Regions from separate parts of the Homo sapiens genome. Here region 1 is linked to region 2. Evidence: chromatin loops called from intact Hi-C (ENCODE). Cell type or tissue: heart right ventricle. All regions are shown on one strand. Each heading gives the region's core, and the rest is flanking DNA. Links, peaks and the distances in the headings are about the cores only. Region 1 has its middle 75 kb from the start of KITLG. Region 2 has its middle 35 kb from the start of LINC02458.

Region 1 (2,934 bases), core at 190-2,689, 330 kb before region 2:
AGTATTGTCAGGGAAGAAGGCTTTAATCAGCTTTTGCAGCCGAGGAGATGGGACTGAGGATTATTTTGCAGGTAGATTGGGCCTGGTATGATTTGCCTTTGGTGGAAGTGGGAGACTAGAGAGAGAAATACTGTTTCAGAAGAAAGCTATAGTATTAGATTCCTTTGATTCCTGGGTGGCCATGAAATCACCTATAGCATGGAGCTACCCAGGACTCCCCTCCTCAGCATGAAGCAGCCAGAAATATGGATGACCAGATTCTCCATGATTGAGGAATTGTTAAATAGAAAGGCAGAAGTGAAACTGAGCCAGTGGCCCCATAGATAGGTTTTTTTAAATGTATAAACATAGAAATTGATCCTTCTGTGCCTGCAATCCCAGCTACTCTGGAGTCTGTGGCACAAGAATCACTTGAACCCTGGAGGTGGCAGTTGCAGTGAGCCAAGGTTGTGCCACTGCACTTCAGCCTGGGTGACAGAGTGAGACCCTGTCTCTAAATAAATAAATAAATGAGAAATTGATATTTCTGGTCTTAAGACTTGAAACCTAATTTGTTTTATCTGAGTTCCTTCCTCAGGAAAGGACCCCAAGTTTCAAAGAACTGATATTCACCAAATCACCACATCCAGAATGTGAGATACCAGCCCCCTCATTCATCATGATTGCTTCCTTGCCCCTCCCTAGTTTGTTTTCTTATACATTGTTACATTTATTCCCTGCTATATAAACCCTAGGTTTGGTTGGTTAGGGAGCTGGATTTCAGACTGAGCTCCCATCTTCTCAGCTGCAGCATCCAAGTAAAGCCTTCTTCCTTGGCAATACGTGTTGTCTCAGTGACTGGCTTTCCGTGTGGCAAGCAGCAGGACCTAGACGGAATTCCTGGTGTTTCAGTAATAGTTGTGCAGAAGGATTTTTATTAATCATATTTATAGTGCCTGTGAATGTCAAATATTTTTAGACATTTTTAAGCAGTTAAGGAAAGAATGTGAGGGTGGCAGATACCTGATACCTTTGAAGACTTGTCTGGTTACCTTGATCTCACCTTCAGGAAGGTCATCAATGACTTACACCTTAGAGAAGACTCTCACACACCTTCCTTTTAAGGTCTTCCATTGCACCGATTTACGTATAAGTGTATGTATGTCTGGTGGAAGTAAGTTTGCCTAGTGGACTATTAGAACTTGGGGTAGTGAGAGAACAGAGTCAATTTTAGGTTGGGATCACATATAATTTTGGGATAGTGGAAGGCTTGAGGGAAGGATAAAATGGAGTTGTCTAAACTTTTTGCTGGTTCTGAGACAATAAACTTTTTTAACTTCTCATATTGTTTCTTTCCTTTCTTAGCGTTTATATTAGTCAAGGTTTTCCAGAGAAACAGAAACAATAGGAGAGAGAGATATATATATCCTCTATATATATACCCTATATATATGTATATATATATACACACACCCTAAGTATATCCTCTATATATATCCTATATATATATATCCTCTAAATATATCATCTATATATATATCCTCTATATATATCCTCTCTATATATTTATATATATATCCTCTCTATATATATCCTCTCTATATATATATCCTCTGTATATATCCTCTATATATATATCCTCTATATATATCCTATATATATCCTACCTTATCTGATAGATATATATATCCTGTGTATATATATATCCAATATATATATCCTATGTATATATCCTATATATATATCTGATATATATATATCCGATAATGTATATATCCTATATATATATATTTATATCCTGTGTGTGTGTGTATGTGTGTGTGTGTGTGTGTGTGTATATATATATATATATATATATATATATATACATATACAGAAAGAGATTTACTATGGGGCATTTCTCACAGTATTATGGAGGTAGAAAAATTGCATAATCTGCTGTGTGCAAGCTGTAGACCCAGGAAAGGGTGGTGTTAATTCCAGTCTGAGTCTGAAGGTGTGAAAACCAGGAGCATCAACAGTGTAGGTCCTAGTCAAAGGTCTATTGCTAAGTAAACACTCCACAGGTAAGCCATATTGTATACTATGATTACATTTATTTCTGGTACAACTTTTATTTCTCATTGATTTAGTAATTGTCTCTTATTTCTAATTGTTTACTTTCTCTTATACCTCTTGCCCAATGACTTCCAGGCTCTCTGTTATAACTATAAATCATCTCATTCAAACTAATGAACAAAGTGGTATTTTATTAATGCATTTTTCTTAGACACATCAATTTTGGAACCCTCTGTCCTGCTGCTCATATCAGATGTGTTGCTCGCTAGGTCAGCTACTAAACCGCCATCCTGTGATATTTCCCCATCACCTTAGATAGTCTAGTTGCCTCTTTCTTTTTTCTATACCCTGTTTTCTTGATCTCACATATTCCTTTTACTTGGTTTACTCTTTAGGTTTACAGCTGGATACAGAACAATCTAATCAGCCAAAATAAAACTGATTCAAATTTGGACATGTTTAAAATGTTTAATAATAATACAAATTGGGTGTGTTAATTGCAACAATTAAAATCAGTTTTTAAGATGATTACTACACCCACCATGCTTTAATTTGGTTAATGTGAGGGACCCGCACACCACAGATTCTTGTTTCTTATGCTTTGATTGTGGGTTCTAAGTTAATGGCAGAAATTTTCTTTTCTATTTTATATCTCTATTTTGTGGTTAAACTTGTAATTTTCCTTATCTTCTGTCAGGGATATTAGCTACAACCACACATACAATACTGAGGTTACCAGAGTTCTTATCCTTGTCTCTTAATTCCTCTGTAGAAATATAAAAATAAACCTGCCATAGACAAACAGCCCAAGATTCTTGATAGTTACATAATTTTTATATTTTGTATATTTATATATTTTTATTATATATATTTATATAATATATTTTATATTTTATA
Region 2 (2,934 bases), core at 135-2,634:
ATTAAATAGAGGCTAGATCTCTCATTTCTATTAGTCTAATTCAGTCCTTCCATCAAACTTCTAGTCACTGAGATTCAAAATACTGGTTAAGTATTCCCACTCCTGTATGCCCATGCCAATAATGAGGTAAAGGTTTTTGCCATCTCTTCCTTTGTAAACTGGGGGCCTCTGCTCTAGCTGAGGTCCTATTACCTATTAATCCACTCCCCAACTCCCCTCCCTGTATCTCATGACCCTTCACTATTCTTTCCCCAATCTCCTTTGCATACAGATCTTTTATTAGCTATATTATCTTCATGCAGGTCAACATTTGAGGCCACGCATGCTCTTCTTCAGCTGAATTCTCCAGATTTGACAATGACAAGATCAAGCTAGCTTTGCACGTTTTCCTACACATGTTATTCATTGGCCCTTGCCTGCCCCTACCACCGCTACCAATCCACCTCAAATGTAATACACTAAGTATAAACAGAGTGTTTATTTTGTAAATGAAACATCAAGTTAACAACCTTTAGCAACCTCTTGCAACCCTTCACCATATTTCTACCCCAGACCCTTCTTTATATGGAAATTTTCTATGTATCTGTCCCTTCTTTCCATTACTTCTCTTCTTATATATTAGGTTCTAACTAACCTGGACTATTCATGGTGCAGTGAATTGGACACCTTTTTCTCATACCTAGAGTTATTTTCTCACATTGATTCCACAGGTAGTGATGCGGTTAAGAGCATATGTGTGCTATCCACACTGCCTAGCATCAAAGGCCTGCTCTGCCATTTACTTGGGTTGTGGTCTTGGGCAAAGTTAATTGACATCTTTGTACTTCCGTTTCCTTATTTGTAAAAGGGAGATAATAACAAACCTAATTTGTAGAGCTTTGTGAGGATTAGATGAGAGAAATTTATGTGAAACCTTACCACGTTTGTTGTCACCAAGAAATGCCTAATTTCACTGGTGATTATTATAAGATACTTTTTTCTTGATTTTCTGTTCTCAAACTCCATCTTTTTAAAATCCTTTGTAACTTCTAACGTTCAGTTCATATACCTGCCATCTTGATGGAAATACACTCTTCAACTAGATACCTTCTTCTACACATGCATGCACACATATATACACCCTATTGTCAATGTCATCCAAATAAATATGGCAGCCAAGTAGAGTCTAGGGAGAATTAAGGCAGCCACAGTCTCTAGAATCAGGTGACGTCAAAAGTGCAAGGAACTGTCAAGATTTCTGATTGACTTCAATTGATCCAATGGGAAAGCAGGATAGCTACAGCAATAAGGAGACATACTCCAGGATGCCTGAGAAAGAAGACATAAGAAGGGTGGTGCTTTGCAAGTATTAATGGGCATATGAATCATGCCAGAGGTCTTGCTCAGAGGCAGATTCTGATTCAATGGCTCTGATAAGGATATAAAATGCTTCATTTCTAACAAGTTCCCAAATGATACCATGCTTTCAGTCCTCCAATCCTCCTTCAGTAGCAGGGCTCTAAAGAGAGTGAGGTTGCAATCCAGAAAACTCAGGAAAATCACCACCAAAACTTGTGGATCAGCAAGACAAAGATTGAGAGAACTGAGCAATAACAGCATAACGGCAGTGAGAAAGGAACATGAACCAAGAGACCACAGTCAAAATCAAGGTTAGACACATTAAGGAAATTACATGGTCATTATGCCAGTGGCACAGGGCATCTAGAACTGTGTCTGGAGTCACAGTCGAGGACAGAAAAGCAGATTCCAGAGAACTGAGTAGACAAACACATTGACCGTGACAAATTTCTCATACCAGCTACACACAAATCCTACCTCCTTATGGCAAAGCAGTGGAGTATGGTGGAAATAACTCTGTACTTGAAAACAAATACAAGTCAGATAGAGCCTAGACCCTGACACTAGCTGTGTGAATTCTTTGAGGACCCATTTTCTCATCCCCAAAGAGGGGGAAAATAATGCCTTCTTCAAAAGACTGCTGCAAAGGGCCAGGCATGATGGCTCTCACCTGTAATCCAAGAACTTTGGGAGACCAAAGTGAGCTGATTGCTTGAGCCCAGGAGTTCGAGACCAGCCTGGGCAACATGGCAAAGCTTTGTCCCTTGAATAAATACAAAAATTAGCCAGGTATGGTGAAAGGCGCCTGTAGTCCCACGTACCCAGGAGGCTGAGGTGGGAGGACGACTGAAGCACAGGAGGTCGAGGCTACAGTGAGCCATAACTGCACCACTGCACTCTAACCTTGGCAACAGAGAGAAAAAGATCCGTCAAAAAAAAAAAAGAGAGAGATTTCTGAAAGATTAGGTAAGACAATTCTTTCACTGAGTGGGAGGTTACTTAGATAATCTCTAAATTCCTTTCTAAGAATCAAATTACATATCTATGATTACCATGAAGATTACCATTGCCTCACTTAAAAAAAATCACCATCATCTCCTACTATAACAAAACTCAGAAGTCTTGCCTAAGTTTCTGCTGGGGAAAAAATAAAAAACTGTTTTAGCTAATTCATTATCAGGTAGGAGATAACAGTATCCTAAAATGAGAGGTTGCAAAGTCCAGGCAGGTAACTTCAAGTGTCCAGCATTAGGCAGGAACTGGAGATCCCTAAAGGATGCCTGTCCTTTCACAAGATTGTCACCAAGAAAGAAAGGGGGTGTGGTTTCAACACAAAAAAGAGAAATTTACTGGAAAACCTCTTAATTGTTAAATGTTGGCAAATAACGGAAATACTAAAACACTTGTTTGGGCCGCACGAAACCTTATCTGCAGACTCAATTCCTGCCCTGGGCCAACAATTTTTTCCCCTTCCATCTTTGCCTTAATCCTTCGAGGAATTCATGCATTTTAAAAGAGGACAAAGATATACTTAAAAAGCCTCTGAATAGTAGATTTTCAAGCAATTCTAAAGTAAAGAATATGAGACTTTTAGAG

Evidence for each region. Hi-C counts contacts between places; a loop is a spot of excess contacts. Peaks named below come from ENCODE experiments on the same cell type or tissue, not always from the same donor. Only the 100,000 strongest peaks of a DNase experiment are listed, where the experiment ranks them.
Region 1: a loop joins it to region 2, with 2.9 times the contacts of the local background. A loop is called at or near these places in 2 of 110 quality-filtered maps.

Annotation. Positions count from the first base shown.
Region 1 is chr12:88,653,839-88,656,772 of GRCh38, forward strand. No RefSeq gene overlaps it. Among named protein-coding and RNA genes, the nearest start is that of KITLG, 75 kb to the left of the region's middle. In heart right ventricle, for the core only: no CTCF peak of the experiment used is centred there; no DNase peak of the experiment used is centred there.
Region 2 is chr12:88,983,468-88,986,401 of GRCh38, forward strand. No RefSeq gene overlaps it. Among named protein-coding and RNA genes, the nearest start is that of LINC02458, 35 kb to the right of the region's middle. In heart right ventricle, for the core only: no CTCF peak of the experiment used is centred there; no DNase peak of the experiment used is centred there; H3K27ac peaks cover 700 bases.